Regions from separate parts of the Homo sapiens genome. Here region 2 is linked to region 1. Evidence: read pairs that join two places in POLR2A ChIA-PET (ENCODE). Cell type or tissue: Caco-2. All regions are shown on one strand. Links, peaks and the distances in the headings refer to the core of each region. The heading gives the core; the rest is flanking DNA. Region 1 overlaps PITPNM2 (phosphatidylinositol transfer protein membrane associated 2). Region 2 overlaps MPHOSPH9 (M-phase phosphoprotein 9).

Evidence for each region. Peaks named below come from ENCODE experiments on the same cell type or tissue, not always from the same donor. Only the 100,000 strongest peaks of a DNase experiment are listed, where the experiment ranks them.
Region 2: POLR2A ChIA-PET joins it to region 1 with 10 read pairs; 5 of 35 experiments call an interaction of 5 or more read pairs at or near these places.

The regions. Positions count from the first base shown.
Region 1 is chr12:123,012,534-123,028,180 of GRCh38, forward strand. It overlaps PITPNM2 (phosphatidylinositol transfer protein membrane associated 2), which reads right to left. Exons shown (of 26, transcript NM_020845.3): 4 at 1,295-1,509; 5 at 80-201. Among named protein-coding and RNA genes, the nearest start is that of MIR4304, 9.6 kb to the left of the region's middle. RefSeq lists an enhancer at 15,028-15,647. In Caco-2, for the core only: no CTCF peak of the experiment used is centred there; a DNase peak (open chromatin) is centred at 6,608.
Region 2 is chr12:123,153,742-123,168,594 of GRCh38, forward strand. It overlaps MPHOSPH9 (M-phase phosphoprotein 9), which reads right to left. Exons shown (of 24, transcript NM_022782.4): 17 at 12,914-13,048; 18 at 11,561-11,736; 19 at 10,209-10,349; 20 at 9,273-9,393; 21 at 8,374-8,477; 22 at 7,395-7,642; 23 at 7,040-7,108; 24 at 474-3,167. The coding sequence ends at 3,066. Among named protein-coding and RNA genes, the nearest start is that of PITPNM2, 10 kb to the left of the region's middle. In Caco-2, for the core only: no CTCF peak of the experiment used is centred there; no DNase peak of the experiment used is centred there.

The sequences.
Region 1 (15,647 bases), core at 2,616-10,615:
GAAAAGGGGCAGGACAAGAGGGACCTGTGGGTAGGAAACCCAGAGTACAGCCCTGTGGGGCTCTGCCCTTCCTGGTTACCGATTGTCAGCTGGTTCTTTTCCACAGGAGAGAGGTTGAACACGTCGGGGTTTTCTCCAGCATCAGTTTTATAAAAGGTTTCAATGTCGATGGAGAATTTCTCCACGAAAGGACAGGTGAACCTGTGCGGAAAGGAAAGCACTCATCAGGACCTGTCCTTGGAGAGGCCCAGTGTCCTGGCCAGGGCCTGTTGACCCACTGGGTAGGAGTGGAGCTGGTGAGCGGGCATGGAAGGAGGGTGGAGGGTAGCCGAGACTTGCCTGCCCTGTCCACCTCTTGGATCGCCACTTTGTCCCAAGAACAGCCAGGATGGGGGCAGGGAAGGATTTAGGGGGAGCAGAAGACAGTGTATCCTCAGTGGCTTCTAGAAGCCCCATGTCCAATGTCCACAGCATGGCAGGAACACGGGCACAGCTATGGCAGCATACTGCCAAGCAGGAGGAAGCTGGGGTGCTCCATGGGGCATGCCACCTCTAGTTCCCAAGAAGCCAGCTCTGACAATGGGGGAATAGCCTCTCTCTAGGCTGGAGATGAGCTTAGAGGGGAAAGTACTACTGGGAAGAGGAAAAAGCTCCGTGGATCCCTCAGCAAGCTCCAGGTGCCCACCAGCGTGGGGAAGGGAGCCCCAGGAGATTTGTGGGGACCCCACCTGCTCAGCAGTAGACAGCTTGTGGGACCAGCTCCCATCTATTCAACTCAGCAGTGATAAGCTACACACTGCAGGGCACAGAGTGAAGAACCCTCTGCCAGGGAATCCCAAGGACAGCCCTGCTCAGCATGGGATGTGGGACAACACTGTCACAGCAGCTGAAGGTCTCAGAGTTGGAAGGGACTTCTGGGTCATCTGTTCTACCCTCAGTTTCTTTCCAGAAGGCTGTCTCAGCCTTCTTAGGGAGCCTGAAGTGGGTTTACATTCCCTGCATCTTCTGGAATGGCAAAGGAGTCTCCAACAGCCCTCGCTTGACTCACGCCTTCATGGCCTCCACACGTAGGCAGTCAGGAGGCATCTAGGGGTATATCCTTCCCTCTCTTGCCTGTGCCTGCCCTAGGTGACCTTCGGGGCACCTGTATGGAACAAAGCCTGGGTTCCCTGGGGTTATGGGTTGTTGAACCTGCTTGAAGGCTGATCCCATCCCCTGGATCTATGCCACAAGATTGCTTCCCGCCAGATGGCATGTGGAGGTGGGAGGCACATGGAGGCCAAAGCAGGCGCACCTGGTTCGGGTGTAGGGGTAGGCATTCCAAGACTCCTCCACCACCCGCAGGGCTGCCTTGGGCAGGATGGAGCGGAACCAGCTGGGAATGTGCATGCCCACATGATACACCTTGTGTGTGTACTGCCCAGAGCCGCCTGGGCCATCTGTGTACGGCCGGTTCTCCAGGATCTCCACGCCGCTGCCTTCGCCATATGTCTCGTTACGGCTCTTCTTCTGTGGGGACAAAAGCACCTGCAATGTGTGTGGGGCCAGAGCACTCTTCAGGAGGGAAGGGGCACAGGAGACTGGGCCCAGGGGTGTGGAAAGGGAGGAGGGGCTTTGGTCAACGAGGCTGGCTCCTCCTGTGTCACTTCCAGGCCCCCAAATCTATATGCCAGGGCTTGTGCAAGAGGCTGAAGGGGCCACAGACTCCCTCTCCCAGACCTAGTGCTGCACACACAAGTCCTATATTCTGACTCCCACCTGTCCCAGGACTAAAAGCGTTCCCAAGATCAGGAACAAGACAAGGATGCCCACTTATTTGCTTTTCCTCAATATTGTGCTATAAGTTCTAGCTAAAGCAATTAGACAAGAAAAGGAAATAATAAGAGGCAACTGGGCACATTGGGTCACGCCTATAATCCCAGCACTTCAGGAGGCTGAGGTGGGCAGATCACTTGAGGTCAGGAGTTTGAGACCAGCCTGGGCAACATGGTGAAACCTTGTCTCTACTAAAAATAGAAAAATTAGCCAGGCATGTGGCACATGCCTGTAGCCCCAGGTACTCAAAGGCTGAAACAGGAGAATCGCTTGAACCCGGGAGGCAGAGGTTGCAGTGAGCTGAGATCACGCCTCTGCACTCCAGCCTTGGTGACAAAGTGAGACTCTGTCTCAAAAAACAAACAAAACAAAACAAAACAAACAAAAAGAATAAGAGGCATCCAAATTGGAAAGATAGAAGTAAAACTATTTCGATTTCCTGATGCCATAATCTTATATATGGAAAATGCTAAACAATCTCCACCAAAGCCTGTTAGACCTAATAAATAAATTCAACAAAGTTGCAGAATACAAAATGACACATAGAAATGAACAATGTCAAAGAAAATTAAGAAACAATTCCATTTATAATAGCCTCTGAAAGAATAAATACCTAGGAATATATTTAACCAAAGAGGTGAAAGACCTGTGCACTTAAAACTACAAAATGTTGCTGAAAGAAATTAAAGTTCTAAATAAATGGAAAGACATCCCGTGTTGATGGATTGGAAGATTTAATATTGTTAAGATGGCGACACTGCCCCAAACAACCTACAGATATAATGCGATCTTTATCAAAATCCCAGCAGCTTTATTTGTAGAAATGGAACAGCTGATCCTAAAATTCATATGGAATTACAGGAGACCCGGAAGAGCCAAAACAATCTTGAAAACAAAACAAAACCAAGCTGGAGGACTCACACTTCCCTATATCAAACCTTACTACAAAACTACAGTAATCAAAAAAGTGTAGCACTGGATAGGATAGACAAATAGATCAACAGACAGACAGACAGAATATAATTGAGAGTCTAGAAATAAACCATATATCTATGATCAATTAATTTTTGAGAAGGGTGCCAAGACCATCCAATGTGGAAATAATAGTCTTTAAAAAATGGTGCTGGGACAATTGAATAACAACATGTAAAAGAATGAAGCTGGACCCTATCTCACAGCAGATACAAAAACTCGAAATGAATCCAAGATTTACAAATAAGAACTAAAACTATAAAACTATAAGATGCTTGAGAAATGGTAGTTTAAAAAAAGAAATAAAATCACAAAATGATAAAACAGAAGAAAACTGGGGCAAACAAGGTCATCTTTATGACCTTGGATTTGGCAATGCTTTCTTAAATATGACACCAAAAGCACAAGCAACAAAAGAAAAAATAGATGAACTGGACTTAACTGAAATTAAAAACCTTAGTGTATCAAAGAGCACTATGAAGAGAGAAAAAGACAACCCACCAAATGGGAGAAGACATTTGCATACCATGTATCTGATAAGGGACTTGTATCCAGAATATATAAAGAACTCCTAAACTCAACAACAAAACAACACAATTCAAACATGAGCAAAGGACTTGAATAGCCATTTCTCCAAAGAAGATATACGAATGGCCAATAAGCAATGAAAAGATGTTCAACATCACTATTCATTAGGAAAGTGCAAATCAAAACCACAATGAGGGCCAAGTGTGGTGGCTTATGCCTGTAATCCCAGCCATTTGGGAGGCCGAGGCAGGCAGATCACTTGAGGCCAGGAGTTAGAGACCAGCCTGGCCAACATGGTAAAACTCCGTCTCTACTGAAAATACAAAAAGTAGCTGGGCGTGGTGGCACACTCCTGTAATCCCAGCTACTCGGGAGGCTGAGGTAGGAGAATTGCTTGAACCCAGGAGGCAGAGGTTGCAGTGAGCCAAGATCGCGCCACTGCAGTCCAGCCTGGGTGACAGAGCAAGATTCTGTCTTTTTTTTTTTGATATGAAATCTCGCTCTGTCACCAGGCTGGAGTGCAGTGGCATGATCTTGGCTCACTGCAATCTCCGCCTCCTGGGTTCAAGTGGTTCTCCTGCCTCAGCCTCCCAAATAGCTGGGACTATAGGTGCCCACCACCACATCCAGCTAATTTTTTGTATTTTTAGTAGAGATGGGGTTTTACCATGTTGGCCAGGATGGTCTTGATCTCTTGACCTCATGATCCGCTCGCCTCGGCCTAAGACTCCGTCTCAAAAACAAACAAAAAAACAAAAAACACAATGAGATAGCACCTCACACCCATTAAGGTGGTTAGTATTCAAAAAAACCTAGAAAAAAGAATCAATGCTGGTTGGCATGTGGAGAAACTGGAACCCTATTGGTGGGAATATAAAATGGTGGGAATGTAAAACTGTTGAAAATAGTTTAGTAGGCCAGGTGCGGTGGCTCACGCCTGTAAGCCTAGCACTTTGGGAGGCTGAGGTGGCTGGATCATGAAGTCAGGAGTTTGAGACCAGCCTGGCCAGCATGGTGAAACCCTGTCTCTACTAAAAAAATACAAAAATTAGCCGGGCATGGTGGTGTGTGCCTGTAGTCCCAGCTACTCAGGAGGCTGAGGCAGTAGAATCGCTTGAACCTGGGAGGCGGAGGTTGCAATAAGCCGAGATTGTGCCACTGCACTCCAGCCTGGGCGACAGAGTGAGACTCCATCTCAAAAAAAAAAAAAGAAAAAAAAAGAAAAGATAATAGTTTAGCAGGGCAGGCATGGTGGCTCACTCCTGTAATCCCAGCACTTTGGGAGGCTGAGGCAGGTGGATCACTTGAAGTCGGGAGTTCGACACCAGTCTGGCCAACATGGTGAAACACCGTCTCTACTAAAAAAATACAAAAATTAGTCGTGTGTGGTGGCGCATGCCTGTAATCCCAGCTATTTGGGAGGCTGAGGCAGGAGATTGCTTGAACCCAGGAGGCAGAGGTCACAGTGAGCCGAGATTGTGCCACTGCACTCTAGCCTGGGTGACAGTGAGACTCCATCTCAAAAAAAAAAAAAAAAGTTTAGCACTTTCTCAAAAAGTTAAACATAGCATTACCATATGACCAGCAATTCCACTTCTGGGTATGCACCCAAAATAACTGAAAACAGAGACTTGAACAGATACTTGTACACCAAGCCTTCAGATGACTCCAGCCCTACCAGCTGCTGCCATGTATTCACAGAAAAACCTGTACACCAATGTTCATTGCAGTATTATTCACACTAGTCAAAAGCTGTAAACAACTCAAGTGTCCATCAACAGATGAATGAATAAAATGTGGTCTATCCATACAATAATAGAATATTATTCAGTCACAAAGAGGAATGAAGTAATGCTACATACCACAACATGGATGAACCTTGAAAAGATTCTATTAAGTGAAACAAGCCAGACACAAAGGACCACATATCCTGTGATTCCATTTACATGGAAAGTACAGAAAAGGAAAATATATAGAGACAGAAAGTGAATTAGTGGTGGCCTGCTGCTGGGGAACATGGGGGAAATGAAGAGTGATGCTAATGGGCGCAGGGCCCTCCCTCCCTCCATCCATCCCTTCCTCCCTCCCTCCTTTCCTTTCCTTCATTTTCTTTTCTTTCTTCCCTTTCTCTCACTTTTCCTTCCTTCCTTCCTTCCTTCCTTCCTTCCTTCCTTCCTTCCTTCCTTCCTCCCTCCCTCCCTCCCTCTTTTCTCTCTCTCTCTCTCTCTCTTTCTCTTTCTCTCTTTCCTCTTGCTTTGTCACCCAGGCTGGAGGGCACTGGCATGATCACAGCTTGTTGTAACCTCTAACTCTTGGGCTCTAGTGATCCTCTCACCTCAACCACCTGAGTAGCTGAGACTACAGGACCATTCCACCACATCTGGTTAATTTTTTAAAATAATTTAATAATTTAATAATTTTTAATTTCTTTTCTTTTTTCTTTTCTTTTTTTTTTTTTTTTTTTGAGACAGAGTCTCATTCTGTCACACAGGTTGGAGTGCAGTGGCACGATCTAGGCTCATTGCAACCTTCGCCTCCCAGGTTCAACCGATTCTCCTGCCTCAGCTTCCCAAGCAGCTGGGATTACAGGTGTGCACCACCATGCCTGACTAATTTTTGTATTATTAGTAAAGACAGCGTTTTGCCATGTTGGCCAGGAGTTTGGGGTCTCAAACTCCTGACCCCAAGTGATCCGCCTGCCTCGGCCTCCCAAAGTTCTGGGATTACAGGCATGAGCCACTACGCCCAGACATGCTCAACTAATTAAAAAATTTTCTTTTGTAGAGAATGGAGTCTCACTATGTTGCCCAGGCTTGTCTCAAACTCTTGGCCTCAAGTAATTCTCCTGTCTCAACCACCCAGAGCTTTGGCATTACAGGCTGGTACAGGTTCCTTTTTCTTTTTCTTTTCTTTTCTTTTTTTCCTTTCCTTTCCTTTTTTTTTTTTTTTTTTTGAGACAGAGTCTCACTCTGTCTCCCAGGCTGGAGTGCAGTGGCGAGATCTCAGCTCACTGCAACCTCTGCCTCCCAGGCTCAAGTGATTCTCCTGCCTCAGCTGACCAAGTAGCTGGGATTACAGGCGTGTGCCACCAAGCTTGGCTAATTTTTATATTATTAGTAGAGAAAGAGTTTTGCCATGTTGGCCAGGCTGATCTCAAACTCTTGACCCCAAGTGATCCACCTGCCTCGGCCTCCCAAAGTGCTGGGATTACAGGAATGAGCCACCGTGCCTGGCTGGTACAAGTTTCTTTTGAGGTGATGAAAGTGCTCTGGAATTAGGTAGTGGTGATGGTTGCACAACTCTGTGAATATACCGAGAACCTTTGAACTGTACACTTTAAGTGGGTGAATTATATGGTGTATGAATTATAGCTCAAGTAGCTGTCAAGTTATTTCAAAATCCCGTGGGTCAAGGGGGCCTGAGGGGTTTGCTGAAGAATGTTCTGTTGCTTGGCCTGGTGCTGGTTACACAGGCATATTCACTTTTTGCAAGACCATCAGGGTAGACACTTATGAATCATAAACTTTTCTGTATATATACAACACTTGAATAAAAAGTGAAAAAGAATTAGGAATGAAACTGGGAAAGAAAAGTCTGCAGGCTGCTCAGAGCACCCCACCTTTAGAACACCAGGCCGATGAGGGCCCTGCCACTCAGCCATCTCCCTGACACAGCTCCAGCACACCACTATGAGCTGACTCTTGCCAGGCAGCAGGGTCTCTGAGAATGAGCAAGCGCTCCTCTCTCCCTCCAGGAAAGCCGCAAGCCCCATCAGCCAAATAGTTAAAGCTGAAATAACCCCAAATAGCAAAATCCCCCACCCAGTGGAGGGCCTGTGCAGCCCTCACCCAGAGGAGTTCACAGAAAGTAGAAGAAAGAGATGTCATTGTCCAGGCTGGTCTGCTTTGGGAAGAATCATCCCTGCTCCAGACTTGGAGTACGTGGAAGACCTACCCCAAAGAGAACAACTATCATGTGATTAGAAGACATGAGGGGAGGCCTTCACTCAGCCTCAGGGGGGTCAGGGAAAGTGACCTGCAGGGGAGCTGGGAGGTGGGGAGGCACTCACCAGGCAGGGGTGGACAGGACAGATATGCTGGGTAGGGAGGCAGGTGACAGAGCTGAAGGTCTGTGTCTAGAGGGAGCCCTGGAAGCGTGTGGACTCAGTTGCCTGGGTGTAGCCTGCGAGGCAGGAAGTGGCAGGGAAGGGCCTGGGAGCTAGGCAGAAGCCATATCACAAAAGTTTTTTTATTTTTTTATTTTTGTTTGTTTATTTGTTTTGAGACAGATGAGACAGAGTCTGGCTCTGTCACCCAGGCTGGAGTGCTATGGCATGATCTCGGCTCACTGCAACCTCCGCCTCCCAGGTTCAAGTGATTCTCCCACCTCAGCCTCCCGAATAGCTGGGATTATAGTCACGCGCCACCACACCCAGCTAATTTTTGTATTTTTAGTAGAGATGGGGTTTCACCATGTTGACCAGGCTGGTCTCACACTCCTGACCTCAAGTGATCTGCCCGCCTCCGCCTCCCAAAGTGCTGGGATTACAGGAGTGAGCCACTGTGCCCGGCCATAAAAGGAGCACAGTTTTGATGCTAAGGGAAGGAAAGGGTTTAAGCAGGAGAGGAGCACAATCTAATCTGGGTCCCAGGAAGAACGTCCTGGTACATGTATAGAGAATGGGAGATCCCCTGGCATGGGCAGCTGCCCACAGGGGTGTTCTTTCCTGGGTTTAGATAGGAGGTGAGGCCCCCAGCTCCGGGAGCAGCAGGAGATGCCTCTGTGCTCAGCAGGTAGGCCAGGTACTTAGCGGCTTTATGAACATGAAATCTTGGTAGCTGAGGGCAAAGGAGAGAAGGGAGAGGCCGGGCTGCAGTTGAAAGTGGTCAGTGGGCGAGGCACAGTGGTTCATGCCTGTAATCCCAGCACTTTGGGAGGCTGAGGCAGGCAGATCACCTGAGGTCAGGAGTTCGAGACTAGCCTGGCCAACATGGCAAAACCCTGTCTCTACTAAAAACAATAATAAAAAAAAATAGCCAGGCGTGGTGGTGGGTGCCACTAATCCCAGCTACTTGGAAGGCTGAGGCAGGAGAATCTTTGAACCTAGGAGGCAGAGGTTGCAGTGAGCTGAGATCATGCCATTGCACTACAGCCTAGGCGACAAGAGCGAAATTCCATCTCAAAAAAAAAAAAAAAAAAAAAAAAAAGAAAGTGATTAGTGAGCCCAGGTACACTTGGTACACTACAGACCAGTGACTCAGCCTTTTCCTGCCCACCATGGTGGGATAGAGGCCCCATGCCCCTGCGCAGCCACCCACCCTGCCCATGGGCTGAGATCTGCTCCTTACCCTGTGCCCAAACATGTCCTGTGCTCAAACTGGGTAGAGGCCACAAGGTCCAGGCAAAAGGGAGCCACATCTTTACCATGTGGGCCACAGGGGCCCCAGCCCTGTTTACTGAGGACCCACCTGCTGAGAATTTCAGTTTATTTATTTATTTATGAGATAGGGTCTCAATCTGTCCCCCAGGCTGAAGTACAATGGCATGATCATGGCTCACTGCAGCCTTGACCCCCCAAGCTCAAGCAATCCTTCTGCCTCAGACTCTAGAGTAGCTGGGACTACAGGCGTGCACCCCACCACACCCAGCTAGTTTTTTATTTTTTTGTAGAGTGCCTTGGTCTCTCAAAATGCTGGGATTACAGGAGTAAGCCTCTGTGCTCAGCCTGGGAATCACAGTTTCTAAATCAAGCCCCACTGCGGTGTCAGGTGAAGACCATTCCCCTTGAACAGCAAGCTGCCCTTCCCTGAGGATGTGGGGCATGGAGTTTACCTTCAGCTATCAGGGTCCAAGAGGGGCTCCCTCTCAGGGAGGTGGCAGAACATGCGGGCTTAGAGCATAGTTTCTGTGGTTCAAATGTCTGGGTACAAACCCTCCTCTTTTTCTTTCTTTCTGTGTGGTCTCTGATAAGTTAACCTCTATATGTCATCATCTCCCCATCTGTAAGAGGAGGAGAAGCAATAGTACTGGCTAGGTTGTTGAGAAAATTAGATGCGAGCATGTGTAGCTGACGTACACAGGATGAGCTCAGGTTGTGTGCACACTCAGCAGCAGGGAACATCATCCCAGGATGCCACGCCCTGGCTTTATCCCAGCAAGGAGAGTGGCAGGGGAATCGCCATGGCTCCAAAGCCAGATGTCTCCATGGCTTCAAAGTTCCCCTGAAGGATGGAGTGAAGAGCCAGGCCTGGAAAACCCTTCATTTCCGGTGCTCAGAGGCTCCCGGTACAGCCAAGAGGTGCGGGGAAGGGCGGTGAGGAGGGGCCAGGCAGCACGGCTCTCCGCTCAGCCTTTTTCTGGTCCTGGATCAGCCATTGATGTCAGCACTTGGGCTAAAAGGACAGGGCAGAGGAGTGCAGCTGGGTCTCAGCTGTGCCTCTGATCAGGATGCGGCTGCGGAGGAAGGCCCTTTTCATAGCTATAGGCACCAAGACCGCTCGGAAGACCCACAGAGCATCAGACACCAGCGCTCCTCGTGCACACTAGGGCTGAGACTCAGATAGCGGCCACAACTGCTCAACTGTCATTATCAGGAGCCAATGCAGGCAGGGAGAGAGGGCTTCCTGGAAAAAGAGGCTACCAAGGGAGGCAAAGAGCATGAATGAGAGCCCCAAGCAGGAGATCTCCTGACCCTGTCTCAGTTTACAACTTGCCTTTGCACCCACCTGTTCTCTGCACTTCAGAGCCCTGAGATGTTGTGGGATCATGCTCCCCACTCCACAAGTAAGAAACTGAGGCACAGAGTACTGGAGCCAAGTCTCCCAGGCCATGAGTGACTGTGGTAGTGCAGAGACAGAGAAGCAGCCACAGATTGCATTAAACTGCAGAAACCTGCATGTGCATCAGAACCCCCAACCCCTACCTAATAGGCACCAGGCATGGTGGGTAGCTGGTCTGGCAGGAATTGAGGGGAAGGGGAGGTCTGTTCCTGAAGGAGGGGCACCGGCCAGATGCCACATCTACACTCAGGGATCTGATGTGCCCTGCCTCTTCCCCCAGGGCCCTCCACCCAAACCTCCCTCCCCAGAGCCCCGCTGGGACCAAGCAAGGCGGGCTGTGCTCTGCTTGTTCTCCCAGCTCCCTGCCACAGGGGCATGACTCTGTCTCCTGGCTGGGCCAGCAGCTTCTCCTGCCCATTAGCCCTGACATGGAATTTATTGCACAGCTGAATGAGGTAGGCAGTTCGAAGCACAGGCTGGGCTGGGGCCAGCTCACTGGAGGGAGGGGACAGCTAGGAGTGGCCCTTGCTGCCAAAGAGCCTGACCCCAGGGTAGAAATGTGTCTCCTGGACTTGGTGTATGGCGCAGGGAACTGAGGGCTGTGCTCCCTGTGAGGGGCTCACTGAAGCTGCCACTCAGAATGTCAGTGCGCAGGCGTGCATGCGTGCACACACATGTGGCGTGTGTGTGCATGCAGGAGCCAAGGCCCATGGATTCAGGGCTCTTCTGGGTGGAGCAGAAGGTGCACGTGACCAGAGCCATCTCTAGAGAAGGCAAAAAATGGAACCAGGAGGACACTTACAAAGACATCCTCAAGATGACCTACTTGTGGTATACATGGGGAAACTGAGGGCCAGGGACTGGAAGCAACATGTTTGGGCCACAAGCTGGAGGGTTAGAGGTAGCTGGCGAGGCAGAAGGGATTCTGGTGGGACTCCTGGGCAATGCACAAGTCCACAGACTCCCCAGAGGACGCCACCTTCTCACTGGCTGCTGCCAACAGCTCATTAAAAACACGTTCTCCTAAATGTAAGGGCTCAAACTATAAAACTCTTAAGAGAAAACATAGGCATAAGTCCTATGAACTTGAACTGGCAATCGTTTTGGAGCCATGACACCAAAAGCACAAGCAACAAAAGAAAAGACAGATAAACTGGACCTCATCAAAATTAACAACTTTTATGCTTCAAAGGACACTAAAAAGAAAGTGAAAAAACAACGTACAAAATGGGAGAGAATTTTTATATACAATATATCTTATAGTAACTTATATCCAAAATATATACAGAACTCCTCCAATGCAACAACAGAGAAACAACAACCCCATTCAAAAACTGGCAAAGGAGCTGGGCATGGTGCTGTACACCTGTAGACCTAGCTACTCCAGAGGTGAAGTTGGCAGGATGGCTGGAGCCCAGGAGTTCAAGGTCAGCCTGAGCGACATAGCAAGACCCCATCTCTAAAAAAATAGTAAGAATAATAAAGGCAAAGAACTTGAACAGACATTTCTACAAAAAGATTATACAAATGGTCAACGAGCAAATGAAAAGATGCTCAACATCATTTGTCATTAGGGAAATGCAAATCAAAACCATAATGAGATACCACTTCACACTCACTGGGGCGGTTAAAAAGACACACAGCAGCAAGTGTTGTTCAGGGTGTGGAGCAATGGAACCCTCGTACATTGATGGTGGGAACGTAAAATGGTGCAGCTGCTGTGGCAAACAGTTTGGCGGTTCCTCAAAAAGTTAAACATAGAGTTACCATATGACCCAGCAATTCCACTCTAGGTAAATATCCAAGAAAAGGAAAACATATGTCCACATAAAAACTTATACATGAATATTTATGGCAGCATTATTCACTGTAGCCAAAAAGTGGAAACAACCCAAATGTCCACCAACAGATGAATGGGGAAACAAACTGTGGTCTACCATGGAATGGAATATTATTTGGCCATAAAAAGTAACGGAGCACTGGCACATGATACAAGAGGGATGAACCCTGGAAATATTATGCTGAGTGAAAGAAGCCAGACACAAAAGGACACATATTGTATGATTCCATTTATATAAAATACCCAGAATAGTGGAATCTATAGAGACAGAAAGCACATTATTGGTTGCCTGGGGCTGGGGTGAAAATAGTGATTTCTTTTTTGGGGTAATAGAAATGTTCTAAAATTGATTCTGGTGACGGTTGTACAACTCTGAATAGGCTAAAAACCACCGAACTGTGCACTTTAAATGGATGAGTCATGTGGTGTGTGACTTATATCTCAATAAAGCTGTTATAAAACAAAACAAACAGAAACCAATCCTGCCTTTTGTACTAAGATCAAAAAAATCAAATGTGGCAAGCAGGAAGGGGCCTCGCTGGCACTGTGAGAGAGACATGGGTCACCTCTAAGCATCTCTCTGCCATGAATGTCCCTCCCCGTGTCCAAAAGCTCAGTTTTCTGCTTATGCAGGAAACCTCATGTTTGAGGCAGTGGCGACTTTAAGCCGAGCATCTGTTTCCATGGTGACATGATGGGCTAGCCAAGGGCATCCTCGGTCAGCTTCCTGAACAGCAGGTGTGTATGTGTGCGTGCATACACCTAGGCACACAGATGCACATGCATACACAGCCACAGGCCTCTCTAAGGCACAAAAAATGTGCTATATCTCCATGGCCCAGAGCGATTGAGTCCCCTTCCAAAACAAAAAACAGACAAGACTCTGGGTGAGGCCATAGGTGAGGTCAGGGCAGGCATGTGTCATCTCTCCCTCTTTAAAAGAGCTCCTGGAATGTGGACCAGATTTTTTTTTTTTTTTTTTTGAGACAAAGTTTCGCTCTTCTTGCCCAGGCTGGGGTGCAATGGTGTGATCTTGGCTCACCGCATCCTCTGCCTCCCGGGTTCAAGCGATTCCCTGCCTCAGCCTCCTGAGTAGCTGGGATTACAGGCATGAGCCACCACACCTGGCTAATTTTGTATTTTTACTAGAGATGGGGTTTCACCATGTCCATCAGGCTGGTCTCGAACTCCCAACCTCAGGTGATCTGCCTGCCTCGGCCTCCCAAAGTGCTGGGATTACAGGTGTGAGCCACCGCACTCGGCCTATGTGGACCAGATTTGTAGTGAAAACAGCAAGCTCTTCCTGGATGCTCTAAGCTCCCACCTCTTCCAGTAGCATCATTTATTTGTGGCTATGCTAAGTGCTTTGCATGTACATTCTCCTTTAGTTACTGCAACATCCCCTTAGGAAAGGTGTATTAGCACTATTACCCCCAAGTCACAGATGAGACGATCGAGGCTATGAGAGGCACAAACTTGTCCAAGGTCACACAGTTACTAAATGGCAGAGCCAGGCCTTGAATTCAGACCTGTGTCATTCCAGAGCCTGCTCAGCCCAAAGCACCAAGGTGGCTCAAGGAAAAGACCTCAGCATAAGATAGGTGCTCCGTAAATTCTTATTGAACAAATAAATGAATTCTAGTCCCAACTCTGTGACCAGCTCCCTCTCCTCCTGGACAAGTCACTTCTCTTTGGTGTCAATTTCCAAACTCTAAGTGGAGACAGGACTACCTATCTGTCCATGCCCTGGCGTAATGGGTGGAATGTCCCCACCAGGCCCTTGGAATGTGACCTTATTTGGAAATAGGGTCTTTGCCGATGTAAATGGAGTGACGTGGCCACAAACTAAGGTATGCTTGGAGCCACCAGAAGCTGGAAGAGACAAGGAAGGGTCTACCCGTAGAACCTTTGGAGGAAGTGCAGCCCTGCGGACACCTGCCTCTCTGGTTTCTGGCCTCCAGAACTGTGAAAGAATAAATGTCTATTGTTTCAAGCTATGCAGTTTGTGGTTCTTTGTTATGGCAGCGCCAGGAAATAAGATACCTGGGATGCTGGCAGGCTCAGTGAGAAGGTGTGTAAGACAGGGGGTCCAGAGCTGCCTGCAGGAGTTTCTTTGGGCAGAGGCCTGGTGACCCACCTGCCAGCAGCTGAGGGTGGAGCCAGGACAGGGGCCAGGAGGGTCCCTTCCACCTTGGCCTTGCTGGGTGGCTGCGCAGAAGCCCCTGCCCACTCAGGCAGACTTCACGCCTTTTCCAGGACAGCAGGCTCACCCAGTAGCATCCTGTGCGGTCTAGGGAGGATGCCTCCTGCCTCTTCCAGCTGCTGCTGGCTCCCAGTGCTCCTTGGCCCATGCTGTATCTCTCCAATCTCTGCTTCATCTTTCCTGTGTCTTGGTCCTTTCCTTTTCTTATAGGGACACTAGTCATTCATTCAGGGACCTCTCTAAATCCAGAATGATCTCATTTCAAGATCCTTAACAAATTACACCTTCAGAGGCCCTATTTCAAAATAAGGCCACATTCTGAGACTGCAGGTGGATGCAGATTCTGGGGGGGACACTGGTCACCAGTGGGGTGAGTGCCCACAATGGCCTCCTGTGAGTGAGCTTCAGCCTGCCTGCTGGAGAAACAAGCACACTACACTGATGGCCCCCCACCTGTCCCTCATCTCTCGGTGGGGCAGGTGGAGTCCTCACCACCTCCCACCCAGCCCTTGGCCACATACATCTTCAGTCACCAGCACTTTCCCCAGTGTATGGTGACTCTTCATGCTGACTCCAGTACCCCTGGCCTTGCCACCCATAGGTGACCCTGTGCTATGTGTAGCTCTGAGTATCTGAGCACTGGAAGGCAGAGCTGTGAAAGGGAGAGCACTGGCTTCAGAGTCAGACAGGGTGGAGAGCATGTAACCTCCAACAGCTGGAACTTCAGAGAAGGGGTGAACTAGGAGACCTCAAAGTGCTCCACTAAAAGCAATGTGAAAAAGGCAGCCCACCACATCTCTGGGCAGACTGGTATCATTAGGCCAGCTATGCACCCTTGGGCAAGTTCCTTGATATCTCTGAGCCTCGAGCTGTCATCTGGGGATGGGGATGAATGGGGATGAGTACCACCAACTGTGCAGGTTATCGTGAGGATTAAAGCAGGTTCTGATCATTTGCTGGACACTGATTCAGTCGGCTGTGGAGGGGTGTGAGGGCTGCAGTCAGTGGCAGAGCCACTGGGAGCCAGACGGGACCCCCTGTATAGCACTTTGGTGTTTCCTGAAATAGATGCTAGGTAAAGATTGGTCAAATGAAGAATGGATTCTAGTTCCAACTGTCACCAGGAACTTCAAAGCTGGCATCACCAAGGGCAGCCAGTCCTCCCCAAGCTGACCTCTGGCTCCCCACCAGTGATGGCGTCCAAGGGGGGCAGGCCCCTCCTGGCACAGCTACTCAGTCATGCCACTTAGGAGCAAGCTCTTCTCGAATCACTCTGATCTCTGCCACATGAGCAGCCACCCCCTCGTCCCTGCCTACCATTCCCCTAAACAGTGCTGCGGTACTGTTTTCAGAGACAGCGGCAGTTGGACAGCAGAGACAGGCCTGGCTCCCCAGGGGCTAACGAAGGAGTTGGGGGAGGATGCAAAGAAAGATCAAGACCAAGAAACCCCTGAAAGCAGCCGCTCCCAGGGTCCTGGCCAGGCCACCTCCGGCCACTCCCTCGGCGGCA
Region 2 (14,853 bases), core at 331-8,330, 140 kb after region 1:
AACAGAACTAGAGACTCCATCTCAAAAAAAAAAAAAAAAAAAAAAAAGGATGCTACCTCAAAAACCTACTTAACTCAATGAATCTGAAATATAATATTTCTTGAGCACTTACTAAGCACCAGGCACTTTACAAAATCTCCCTTAATGAAAGGAGTTTTCTTATTTCATCTTATAGCTGAGAAAGGCAGGCCTGTGCCAGGATGTGACCCAGGTCTCTCTGGCTCCAAGTCTCTCCTTTCTTGTCCCCTGAGCCCAGCTCTGCACAACCCTAGCACGGCCACTTTAGCTACATCTGTTGCTTCAGTTGGAAAAGTCCTTCAGTTGCAAAGACCATTTCCATACCTCAGGAGTAGCTCCTGCAAACAGAGGCTTAGCAAGGGAAAGGAAGGGGGCAGATCCAGGCATCAGGGGAGAGTTCACTTTCTATTTGCATTTTAAAAGGCACTTCCCAGAGGTGGCAGATTTGCTTAGGGTTTTTTTTTTTTTTTTCTTTTTAAACTATTAATACCTGCAGCAAAGCCCCAAGCCAACAACAAAAATAGTTTATACCCGGGGATAATAGCTGCTATTTAGAATTGCCATCTTTCCTGCTTTTAGGTGGAGTGTTTTTTCAGTTGAGTGTTCATAAGATAAGCATTACCGAAGAGAAAGACAGCAGAAAGAACTTTCCTTGGTATCCCTCTTCACAGCTATGAAGAAAAAAGAATACATTTTTTAGAAATAAGTGACTGATAGCTCCAATCTATTACACACTTCAAATATCAAAGCATATGCTGAGAGAGAGGCGCAGAAGATGTTTTGATGGAGGTTAACGCCTTTTTTGGAATAAGCCAATATAGGCTACTAAGAAGATAATTCCTTGGCAAGATAAAACTATCATCTCTTCTGAAATGGCATTTTTTAATTCTTAAGAATGTAGTAGATTTTACAATAAAAGTAGGGAACAAGGAAATATCCTAACAATTTTCAAGTTAGTTTTTAATGTCATATCCAGGAACACATTAAAGGTGGTCTTACTAGGTCTTGACACAAGCTGTACTGGAGCTTGATTAAAATGAACATTTTCTTTACCAAGACTAGATTTTTTTTTTCTAAAGGCTAGAAAACCAAGAATAAAGAATACCAAGAATAGGCCGGGTGTGGTGGCTCATGCCTGTAATCCCAGCACTTTGAGGGGCCAAGGCAGGCGGATCACATGAGTTCAGGAGTTTGAGACCAGCCTGGCCAATATGGTGAAACACCATCTCTACTAAAAAAAAAAAAAAGATATATACATACACACACACACATAGACATATACACACACACAAAATTAGCCGGGCGTGGTGGCAGATGCCTGTAATCCCAGCTACCCAGCAGGCTGAGGCAGGAGAATCGCTTGAACCCGGGAGGCAGAGGTTGCAGTGAGCTGAGATCATGCCATTGCACTCCAGCCTGGGCAACAAGGGCAAAACTCCATCTAAAAAAATAAATAAATAAAATAAAATAAAAATAAAAAACAAGAATAAAGGCACTTGATTCTAATTATAAGTAATTTTGATTAGCCTGAAGTCTTCAAAAGTTGCAGAGTAGGGAGCAAAGGTTCAACTGCACTGTCAGACAGGCCACCCTCCTTGCTGAGAAGGGAGCAGGGCTGTGGACCCCTGGCCTGGGGACCAGCCAGGTGAAGGGTGCTCAAAGGTCATTTGAGAGCCTGCTTGGAATAACTGGGATGGCTTGGTTCATTCTAACTACTTATTATTAAGAGCCACATAAAGAGGAAAAGCTCAAAAGCAAACCAAAATTTAAAACCTGAGCATGTTTAGTACGAATCCATTTTGAAAGTTTGGATGAGTCTGTTTATCAACATGTACCGAGCTGGAATATGTGGGGCACTGCGTTCTGATTGGCTACCAAAAACTAAGTAGTTACACAGCTCCAACTTAACCAGCAGTCCCAACACAAACCTGCCAATGCTCCTGGATCAGAGGAGAGACTCCTGCCCACGTGCTACTTCTGAGAGCCAGCGGCTACCACAGAGGCAGTGGGCTGGAGCCCTCTGCAAGGCCGAGGGGAAGGCACCAGGCTCCATCCGGACACACTCCCTGTCCATTAACAAATACAGTAGATTGTGATGATCTAAAGTCTAGTGTTCTTACAGCACCTACAGTGGAAATATTTTCCTTTTGGCCAGGGTGAAGGAGTGGAAAGGGGTGAACATATCCAGATGACAACTATGACGGACAGCTGAAGCCATGCACACTAAGAAAACCAGGCTGCCCTCTTAATCCCTCACGGGGTGGTGGCTTGTATTTCAAAGGGTTTATCTGTCCATTTATTGTCCAGGGTGGGACACAAGTTAATTCAGAACAATGGGCAGAGAGCTACTCTGAGAGCCCTCCAGAGAGGGCTCTCCAATTGTTTAACTTTTTTAGAAAAGATAAAATTAGAGAATTACAATCTCTCTTTTTTCTCTTACAGACAATAAAGTTTAAAGAAAATGAGTTATATTCATGTAGTTTTCAAAGCTTTCCAAGAGTCCATTATTACTATTCTGATATTCACTCTAAGACACGTTTCAAATACGAATTGCATTATCATTTTTTAAAAACCTCAACACAACTGAAATCCAAGGTACACTGTAATTGTTTATGTATTCAGCATGTACTAGTCTATCATTATGGAAGCTATTAAGCTTTATTTTTTAAAAACTGAATTGTATTTACAATGTAGAACAAGTCTATAAAATTGATGTGCAGTTAATTGTAAAAGGATAACACTATTTGTTTAGAAACAAGCTGCTTCCTCTGTTTATATTTCCTTATTCTTGATATAAATTGGAGACAGATACTATTTAAAAATAATGCTTTTTAAATAGTAAAATATACAAGAGATTCCTGAGCATAACAAAAATATCTTGAAAATATGTGGCCATTTGAAGTATAAAATAGCAAGTGTAAGAATAGCATGATTGTAAAACTACTGTTTGAAGGCTTATAAACAGTACAAAATAGTTTGCCTTTTCTGACTGCATAATTATACATTAGTGCAAACAAAAATGTCTCAAAATTTAATGGCTACAAATCTCAAAGATTTGCAGAGGTGCGCAAAACATGGAATTTCTTTAGCGTCATGCGAACTGAACCCAGTTCTCGATTAATCCTTTCCAAACGATCTTCCAAGGCTTCCTAGGTGAAAACAATGGGAAAAGTTTAATTAGAATTCTATACCAAGTTCTATAATCACCACCAAACTGACCTTTCTTTTAGCAAAAGAGCAAGTATAAACACTAAAATTACAATTATTTTGCTTTCTACACGAAACATCTTATGATTTCTTTTAAACTGGACAATATGAATTAGCTTTTCAACTATTCCAAATAACTGCTGTACTTTAAAATATTCTCAATATGTTTGACACATTGAGTATATGGAAATTCTAGTAATAGCAATACAACCAACTGGAAGAGGATAATTCTTTGGCTCTGCTGAAGTGAGAACAGTACAAGAGGAGCCTAGGAGGTGCTTCACACATTTCACCAGAAGAAATGGACACATTTGATCAGTGCTGCATCCCACACATACATAGATCAAATAACTTTCTTCTCACCAAAATTTCTAAGTTAAAAAGGAAAAAAAAAAAACACTGAAGGATACTTTTCTTAAAAAAAAAAATAGATTTCACAATGAATTAACAATTGCTATTTTAAAATAAACAATATTACTGTTAAATAATACCTGGACTATATATCATTATACATACTTCTGTGTTTTTGTTGAGACAGGGTCTTGCTCTGTCACCCAAAGCTGAACTGCAATGGCATGATCATAGCTTACTGCAGCCTCAAACTCCTGGACTCAAGCAATCCTTCCACCTTAGCCTCTCGAGTATCTGAAACTACAGGCAGGCACCACCACACCTGGCTGATTTTAAACATTTTTTTTTTTGCAGAGACAAGATCTCACTATGTCACCCAGGCTGGTCTCGAACTCCTGGCCTCAAGTGATCCACCCACCTCGGCCTCCCAAAGTGCTGGGATTATAGGCATAAGCCACTATACCCAGCCTCATTTTAGTTAATTTATTCAGTATTAATTCCAATGGTGTCCTGAAATAAAACTTAAAATTTTTTTCTTTAATTATAAAAGGATTATAGAACACTTAGAATATAGAAAATTTAGAAGACAAATAAGCAAAAAAGAAAAAAAAACTGTTCCTCTTTCCTGTTTTTTCTGCATACATATATATGCATACCACTTTTATTTTATTTTTTTTTTTTTGGTTGGGGGAGACGGAGTCTCGCTCTGTTGCCCAGACTGGAGTGCAGTGGCACAATCTCAGCTCACTGCAACCTCTGCCTCCCAGGTTCAAGCGATTCTCCTCCCTCAGCCTCAAAAGTAGCTGGGATTACAGGTGCCCACCACCATGCCCGGCTCATTTTCATATTTTTAGTAGAGACAGGGTTTCGCCATATTGGCCAAGCTGGTCTTGAACTCCTGACTGCAGGTGATCTGATCTGCCCACCTCAGCCTCCCAAAGTGCTGGGATTACAGGCGTGAACCACTGCACCCAGCCGTGTATCATTTTTAAAAGAAAAATAAGGCCAAGCATGATGGCTTACACCTGTAATCCCAGCACTTTGGGAGACCAAGGTGGGAGAATCACTTGTGGCCAGGAGTTCGAGACCACCCTGGGCAACACTGCAAGGCCCTGCCTCTACAAAAAAATTTTAAAAATTAGCCAGGTGTGGTGGTGCATGCCTGTAGTCCTAGCTTACTCAAGGGGCTGAGGCCTCAGAGGTCAAGACTACAGTGAGCTATGATTGTGCCAATGCACTCCAGCCTGAGTGACAGAATGAGACCCTGTCTCAAAAAAATTAAAAGAGAAACCTAAGAAGAGAATCAAACTCTATCTCAATTTTTTTTTTTTTGAGACACAGTCTCACTCTGTTGCCCTGACTGGAGTGCAGTGGTGCAATCTCAGCTCACTGCAACCTCCAACTCTTGGGTTCAAGTGAACCTCCTGCCTCAGCCTCCAAGTAGCTGAGATTGCAGGCACACCACCACAACCGGCTAATTTTTTTGTATTTTTAGTAGAGACAGGGTTTCACCACATCGGCCAGGCCGGCCTCAAACTCCTGACCTCAAGTGATCTGCCCACCTTGGCCTCCCAAAGTGCTGAGATTACAGGCATGAGCCACTGTTCTCGGCCTCAAAATATCTTTGAATTAGGCCGGGCCCATGTGCCTGTAATCCCAGCTACTCAGGAGGCTGAGGCAGGAGAATCAGTTGAACCAGGGAGTTGGAGGCTGCAGTGAGCCGAGATTGCGTCACTGCGCTCCAGCCTGGTGACACAGCGAGACTCCGTCTCCAAACTAGATAAATAAAAGATTAGCCAAGACAACCCCACACCTTTTAAAAAATGATCACATTGGCAGGTATTTTTTTTTATTATTCTTTTTCAGAGACGGAGTCTTGCTCTGTCACCCAGGCCGAGTGCAGTGGCACGATCTCAGCTCAATGCAACCTCCACCACCCAGGTTCAAGCGATTCTCATGCCTCAGCCTCCCGAGTAGCTAGGACTGCAGGCGTGCACTACCACGCCTGGCTAATTTTTTGTATTTTTAGTAGAGATGGGGTTTTGCCATGTTGGCCAGGCTGGTCTTGAACTCCTGACCTCGTGATCCGCCCACCTCGGCCTCCCAAAGTGCTGGGATTACAGGCATAAGCCATTGCGCCTGGCCATGGCAGGTTTTTTTTTGTTTTTTTTGTTGTTGTTGTTTTCCCAAACATACAGGTTTCAGGATGGGGAAGAGCTTATCTTCATACACGGCAGGTAGGAGTAGAAATTGTCTCAAACATCCTGGGTTACAACTTGACATATATCCAAATCCTTAGAAATTTGCATTTCTTTGGACCTAGCATTTTTATTTCTGGGAATGACTCCTAAGGCAATACTTACACGTGCAAAGAGATATGTTTAAGAACTTTATTGCAGCCTTATTTATGATATCCAAAATTAGAAGCAACCCAAATTTCTACTAAAACATTCTTGGTTAAATACGTTACTGCTGATGGAATATTGTACGTTAATTTAAAAGGATGTTATAGAAAGATATTTCATAACATGAAAAGTTCAATTGAAAGTTTATTTTTTTTTTTTTTTAAGACTGAGTCTTGCTCTATTACCCAGGCTGGAGTGCAGTGGCACCATCTTGGCTCACTGCAACCTCCACCTTCCAGGTTCGAGCAATTCTCCTGCCTCAGCCTCCCGAGTAGCTGGAATTACAGGCGCCCACCCCCACACCATGCCCGGCTAATTTTTGTACTTTAGTAGAGACGGGGTTTCACCATGTGGGCCAGGCTGGTCTCGAACTCCTGACCTCAGGTGACCCGCCTGCATCAGCCTCCCAAAGTGCTGGGATTACCGGCATGAGCCACCACGCCCAGCCTATAAATTATTGACTAATATTTATCAGAACAAAAAGACAAAGTCAGAAAAAAAGAAGTTGGGGGCTGGGCACAGTGGCTGGAACTCCTGACCTCAGGTGATACACCAGCCTCAGCCTCCCAAAGTGCTGGGATTATAGGCGTGAGCCCCTGCGCCCGGCCTACGGCTCACTTTTTGAACCTCTACAGCTATTCAGTTTCCAAAGTGTAACCATTTTATCTGCTTGCTAATGGAAAGGAGTTCAGAAATAAATTACAGATTTGAGGAGGGAGAAATCAAACAAAAAGAGAGGCAATCTGTGAGCACTAACTTAGTGTAAAATCTGTTGAAAAGCATATTGCCATTTGCTCTCAAGTTAGTTTCTTGAAAATACAAGGGCATGAACACCTTCTTCTCTAAGTCTAAAGGTAAAATCAATTTTTATTCCTGAAAGCTAGCTTGCAGTTATAAAATTGCTATAATCAAACACTTCCCGTAAAAGCTAAAAGTTTTGACTGCTGCTTCAGTGTGTCTAATTTTCACTGTGCCATGATTTTTTAAACCCCTCTTAGATAACTGGAACACTGACTGGCATCAAGCCTCTAAAGCAGATTCAAGCTAAGACATTTCACCTGATTTAATCTTGTCTGTAAAGTGATTCGTCCTCCAGGAGAAGGCATCCTGCTTAGTGCTGCCTCAATCTGTTAACACACGAAAAAAATATGTTTAAATTACTGGCAGGGAGGTTTATCACACAGAATGGAAAGAAAAGGTTTTGGCTTAGTATTTCCTTGTCCATTTCATCTCAACTTAATTTCCCTCTGTCAATTAGTAACGACCACATGGCTCAAATCCGTTGCTAGCACAGCTCTGGTATGTTATCCCATTGTAATTTCCTGAGACAGGTTTGACTCAATAATTCCCTTCTCCTTAGACATAAGCATTAAGTTCAGAAAACAATTTTTAAAAATATTTGTTTGTTTTTACCTGGTCCTTTTCTTTTGTAAGTTCATCAAAAAATCGTTCTGTTTCAGCTAGGGTCCGAATTTTTGCTGTATATTCAAAATCATTCCCCTGTGGAGTGACTGAAACCGGCTTACACTGTTCGTAGCTAACTGATTTATTCTTCTCCCAGGCTGTTCTCACAGATACTTTCTTCACTCCATTTGGCACCGGTTCAGGGCAAGAGCTATGATTAACATGGTTATCGGTGGCTTTCTCAGAATAAGTTTTTTCTGTCAGAGAGGAGAGAAATTGCTTATATTTCTTATCAATTTTTCGTGTAGGTTGCATATATATTAAATATGTTGCCCAATTTCACTTTCTGGATATAGCTGCTATGTGGCCCAAAAAAGTAATGAAAAGAGATACAATAATCAATCTTATTTACTCAGTGCTTTTTTCTCCAAAGAATTCTGAAAGCTTTGCCCTCTGTTTGACAATCTTTGCAACTTCCCTTAATGAACTTAAGCAAACTTCATGTAAACATAAATGAACTTTAAGTAAACTTAAAGCAAAAAAAAAAAAAAAAGCTTAAAAACTAAATAATACATCACATTTAGTGGACATACACCAACACTAAACAGTTAATGTTTTGAGGGCCTACCCAAGTGATTTCACATACATTGTCTTATAGCTTTATTCCAAATTTAGAATATAAATGAGAAAAAAAAAGTTACCCAAAGCCTAAGCTGCATATAGAGAATAAAAGTAAAGAGAATAACTGAGCAGTGTGGCCCTGGTAATTAAACATCAACATTCCCTGTACCTCAGTTTCCCAACTTTTCAATGAGGATAACAACATTGACATAACAACACGTAGCATCATGAGTGCTTAGTTTCAGACGCCCTTGAGTGGGAAAATATTTAAGTGCAAGATATTATAATATTTAGAACACTGAGAGATACCAGAATCTCAAAAAATGAATGATTAAAACCATAACTAATATTTTTTAGGAAAAGATACCTTCCGAGTCATCTAGAGGAAGAAACTGGAGTTGCTTTCTTGGATTGGTACGTTGTAATGTAGACACAGGAACAGTATCTAAATCATCCAAAAGTATATCAAATCTATTGAATGAAGCAAGTTACTTGTGAGAAAAAAAATGTTAACTGATTTTCCCTATCTCCACTACAAAGATGAGCTGGCATCCAGCTAACTCACATATTTATGTATTTTCTTAAAAGAAAGCTGGTTATGTAATTGTCTAAAACTGAAATTTATTTCTATTTTCTAACAAAATTGTATTTACAAACTAAAGACTTAAAACACTTACCCATACATTATCTCATTTGATATTTATAAAAACCTTATGAAATAAGCAGGGTAGTTATTATTATCCCCGTTTTATAGAAGAGGAAACTGAGGTTCAATGTGCTTAACTCATCTCCGCAAGAGCCTGACAGAGTTGGGTCTGGAACCAAGAAGCAACATCCCTCCCCGCTAATAGCACACACAGCTGCCCACACTTCGGAGGGGACAGATTCTCAGCAGCACAGGTAAACATGCATTTGGTGCCAGGGCCATACCAGTAAAGCCCACTTTCCTGTACAAATGGCCCAAAAGTTTTCCCGTATCATAAACCTTTTCAGGAAAACAAAGAACTATCATTCTACATACAAAAGCTGACAGGGGTGCTGAGGTGATAATTTAAAATCTAGTAGTAGCAAGTTTACATAGTTAAAAACTGTGTTCATTGTACTGCAGTACTTTAGTTGTAGTATGACATTCACTTATGATTTAAATGAAATTCACAGAGTTCCCACTGGTAACTGAAAAATTAGTGATAGCTAGAGACATAAGTCAACATTTAGAAAAAAATCACTAATATAGTAAACTTTATTCTACAATTTTAGAGAACTTACCGAATTGGACTGCTCTCATTTTTGCTAAGCAGATGACTAAATCCTGGGGACAAGTTTTCTTTAGGGGATCGCTTTGGACTATAAGCCACAGTCACTGGTGTTAGCATAATCTCTCTTTTTGCTATAGAAGAAAATGAAGAGGAAATATTCTTTTCCTTCTATATGTATCAGCATAACAGTTTCTTATTCAGTATTTTTTTTCTAATTTTGAAAGGAATATAATTTCAACGTAAAACTTTGAGAGAGAAATAAGAGTGTACAAAAAAATAAAATCACTCATAATCCTAACACCTAGAGGTAACCACTGTAACACTGTAGTATATCAGACAGTACTTTCAGCACTCTGACTCAAAACTGGTTTTTCAGGATTTTAGAAGTCGACTGGAAATAAGATGGAAACAGCAGTACACTACTGAACATTCCTATAACACAATAATAAGAATCTCCTCAGCTGGTGTGAAAACGGAAATTCAGGACAGGAATTCAATGCTTCAACTTTAAAACCAACCTGTTATTGGCTAAAGAAAAATGGTGACTAATGCTAAGTACTTGAGATCAAATACATAAGAAGTATATTTGAGACTAGCTTGGATTAATTTGATTGAATTAATGTTTGGATAGCTGGCATTTTTAAGTATTAGTTGCAAACAATTTAGTGGACACAATAAATTATTAGTATTAGTTGTAAACAATTTACTGGACACAATAAAAAATCTCACTTTAATAAACAGATTTCTTCATTTACATTTGTAGTATCTATGTGATCAGACAATTTTATTTATGAACAAGATCTTATTTAGGGGTCCTCTGCTCAGAGTACTCTACTAGGTGCTGAGGATACAAGAGAAACCAGAAACAGGCAAGCAGCGGGCACAAATAGATTTGACTCAGAGATCACGCTTTTGAACCCAAGAGATGTACACATCTAACTCTTACTTGGAGTACTTGATTTACGATTTGAAGGTGGTAAAGATGATGATCTCTGTGAGGCCGAATTAAGTCTCTTTTGTCTCTGTTGGGCACACTTTTCTGGAGAACGACTTGCATTAACTGAAGTTTCAGTTTGCCGAGGATTTACTACAGCAGACCAAAAAAAAGCAAAACAAAAAACAAATCAAAACAAGCCTACGCTTCAGTTATCCACCTTTATTAACAGGTGGTTACACATGGTTACACACCAAGCCCCACAGCTTAGGTTCTGCTCAAAGCATTTATTCTCACCAGCTAGGTTATAGTGACTATTTGCAAATGCACCACATTATAATGATAAAAAATGCTTGATGAAGAAAAATATGGGAGTTTATAATGAATTCATTCTGGCTCCCTGTTTACAATCGGCATTCAAGGTGATTTTCAAGAGGGTTATTTTTAGAAAGCAGGTTACTAATTTATTTACTAAGAGACACTGCTTGGGAGATGTAACCGCAAAGACGCTGGCAGGATGACTAAGGGGTCTGAGAAAGCAAGCATAGTGGAAAAGGAGAGAAATGTATTGGTGACCTGGACCTGTGAAAAAACACAGTATTAAAGACACTACTTGCCTTATCTACAGATGCTCAGTAACCAAGAAAGAAGAGGAAATGTTATATCTCACTTCATGAATACCAAATGCCTATCACAGCCTTCTGATGTGTGCAAGTAAGATGGACTGACAGGAATTTTTCAAATATCCTTAGGAATGCCATGTAAGGCCAGGAGCAGTGGTTCACGCCTGTAATCACAACACTTTGTGTTTACACTTTGTGTTGTGTTGTGGAGGACAAGGCGGGTGGACCACTTGAAGCCAGGAGTTCGAGACCAACCTGGCCAACATGGTGAAACTCCGTCTCTGTTAAAAATATTAAAATTAGCCGGGGGTGCTGGAGGGCACCTGTAATTCTAGGTACTTGAGAGGCTGAGGCAGGATGATAGCTTGAACCCTGGAGATGGAGTTTGCAGTGAGCTGAGATTACGCACTGCACTCCAGCCTGGGCAAAAGAGTGAGACTCTGTCTCACTGTCTCAAAAAAAAAAAAAAAAAAAAAAGAATGCCATGTAAGCCTTTTTCATAATCGGAATGTAAGATTCAACTGGCTTTGTACAAAAGGTACATGTTATGCCAGAACTGTGATAAATTATTAACTAGGACATTCAATTCTCTATGAAACGGGGCTGAAGTAGCAGTAAAATAGCAAGTTTACAGAGCTAAAACTTTTAATTTCATTACCTAAATATTTTAATTTTAACGAAGGTAATATAAATGGGGAAAAGATATCTATATCCATCTATCTCAAACAAGGAAATACTCACTATTTGAGGTGTCCTCTTTCTCTGTCTGTGTCCCCCAATTTTTAAATATTTTTCCCTCATCAAGTTCTTTTAAAGCTCTCATGATCGGCGTGTCTGAAGTCTCTCTTTGCTTTTTTATCAACAAGCTTGTTGATGAACTTCCAGGTGAAGAATCCTTTTCCAGAGGTGAACGGTGCCTTAAACAATAATTTTAAGACATACAGTGCTATGGACTAAATGTCTGTATCTTGCCCCCCGCCCCCACACCAAACATACATGTTGAAGCCCTAATCTTCAATGTGATGGTGTGTGGAGGTGGGGTCTTTACGAGGTAATTAGGGTTGGATGAGGTCATGAGGGTGAAGCCTCCAAGATGGGATTAATGCCCTTATGAAAAAGGGAAAGAGGCAGGAGCGCTCTCTCTGTGCACACACACCAAGGAAAGGCCATGTGAGGACATAACCAGGAAGAGGGCCCTCACCAAACACTCAGCACCCTGATCTTGCACTTCCAGCCTCCAGAGGTAGAGAAAGAAATGTGTGTTGTTTATGCCACCCAGTCTACGGTAATTTGTTATAACAGTCCAAGCTAAAACACACACTTTACTGGGGTTGTTAGGGGAATAACAGAGTTGACAATTATACTCCACAATGAGCATGCTTTGCAATGCAAATAAATTAAACCTGCATACAGTGCTTTCCCATCCTTCTAGTCCTACACTTAGAGGAACAGCATCTGCACAGCACCCTGGAGTAAGCGGCTGAGGCTGCTCACGCAGGCTCGGGGCTCGGGCTGGCCAGAGCCATCTGAAGTGGGAGAGGATCTACATCTTTTGTTTGTTTTTAGACAAGGTCTCACTCTGTCACCCAGGCTGGAGTGCAGTGGCACAATCATAGCTCACTGTAGCCTTGAGCTCCCCAGGCTCAAGTAATCCTCCCACCTCAGCCTCCCAAGTAGCTAAAACTACAGGCGCATGTCACCATGCCCGGCTAATATATTTATTTTTTGTAGAGGTGGGATTTTGTCATGCTGCCCAAGCTGGTCTCGAACTCCTAGGCTCAAGCGATCCTCCACGTTGGCCTCCCAAAGTGTTGGGATTACAGGCGTGAGCCACCACACCTGGCCTGAGGATCGACATCCTATCCTAATCACAAACCCATACTGTGCCACTGAGCACAGGTGGGGAAGCTTGGCAGAGCTCATGGAAGTAAAATATTCTAAAAGTAGTAGCCTTTCAAAGTAAAATAAAAGTCAGGTTCTCAAAATTAAGACATTAAAGAACCAAAGAGAGGGCTTCCCAAACTTTTAAAAGCAATTGAAATCTCTAAGAAAACATAACATCCCTAAATAGAATCTTTAGCAAAGTTATCTCACCCTAGGCTACAGGTTTCCTCCAGCTGGTTATCCACGTTACTGTCCTGGGTGTCCAGAGGCTGGCCAGTAAAGATGGAATACTCTGCACCTGGAATCAGCCATTTCCGCCTGCTGACGTCTGAAGTTGCTAGTGTGCTATTAGAATGAAAACGGTCAGGCATTATAAAGGTCTGCACTTCATTTCAGACTGCATGTGCATATAAAACAATCTGCTCTCAAACAGTATTTACACATTTGTACACTAATTTAAAAATCACATGTAACAATCTATATTTTGGATACAATTTATTTTACAGTTTTATGATTCAACTTAACTGTTGTTCTAGGTTTCTGTTACTTCTGAATCTCAGTCAAGATTCAGGTACTTGCGGCTCTGAACATTCCCCTCACTGTCTCTCAGGCATTTCACACCCTTTACACTCTGTGCCCCTACTGTAGCTGAGGGTAAAGTGCTGAAGGAAGCAGGGCTGCCCTTCTTGTTCCCTTCAGACCAGCACTGTCCAACAGAATCTTCTGCAAAACCAGAAATGCTATCTGCACTGTCCAATGCAGCAGTCACAAGTCAGGTGTCACTACTGAACACCTGAAATGTGGCTGCTGAGACTGAAGAACCAATTATAAAACGTTAATTTTAATAATGAAAGTTTTCAGTATCAAAATGGAGTCACTAATGTCAAACTCCCAAAAAATGGAGCTGGGAGGCACAAAGGAGCAGCCTCTCACACAGATGCTGATTATGGGAACTATTCTGAATTCCTCAGAACGACAGTATTCCAGATAATAAGCTGCTTGTACAAGGAAACATCCCTAACAAGGGATGTCTCCACCACTGAGCTAATGCTAATGCCTGCAACATGCTCCTGTAACCAGTGGTCTTTGTTTTAAAATAGCTTAGTGGACTGTGGACTGCCCTTTGTCTTTTAAAGTTTCCTGTGTCCCAACCCCTTTGGACATGCTTATGGTTCACCACAGCATGCGTACTCCAGCTTGCAAACCCCCAACATTTCCAAATAAATTTCTTTGGAGAGTCAGTCTCTGTCACTGATTTTAGGTTGACATGATTGATTTAAATAGTAATAGTGGCTGTTGGCAGGACTGTACTGAACAGCGCAATTCTAGACATTGCTCCCCCAGCTCATCTGAGGTTCCCACCATCATGTTAACCCCCAGTCATTCCCCAGACTTTAGAGCCTGCCTTGTTTTCTCCACACCTATGCCTGTTCTCACACTAGGCAACTTCCTGACCACTCTCTCCAGTGAGGTGACCCTCTACTCCTCAGCCAGCCACCTCAGAGGGTACTTGCTGGCTTTTGTCAAAACCAGAGAACACACTCCCCTTAAGAAACCAATACTCCAAAGACTGTGCCCCTATTCTGCCTCCCGCCCTCAAGCTTCAGCAACGTGACCTACGATCCTTGGCCTCTCCATTTTCCATTTATCAACCCCTCCTAGTCTGACTAGGTCCTCTTGATCTACCCTGAAGTCCACACTCACGATACTTTCTCTCTCACCTTTCACCACACCTGACTGGCAGCAAAATCTGAGGACTGGCTGACTACAAAGGCCGCGCTTCAGGTCTCAACTCCTACCACTGAGCTTTGCTGGAAAAAAGCCACCAGCTGGGCAGACTCATCACCACCTCAAGCGGACACCCCAAACCGCCTGACCGCCTGGCAACATGACTTTCTTTTTTTTTTTTTTTTTTGAGACGGAGTCTCGCTCTGTCACCCAGGCTGGAGTACGGTGGCGTGATCTCGGCTCACTGCAAGCTCCGCCTCCCAGGTTCAAGCGATTCTCCTGCCTCAGCCTCCCAAGTAGCTGGGACTACAGGCGCCTGCCACCACGCCCGGCTAATTTTTTTGTATTTTTAGTAGAGACGGGGTTTCACCGTGTTAGCCAGGATGGTCTCGATCTCCTGACCTCATGATCCGCCCACCTCA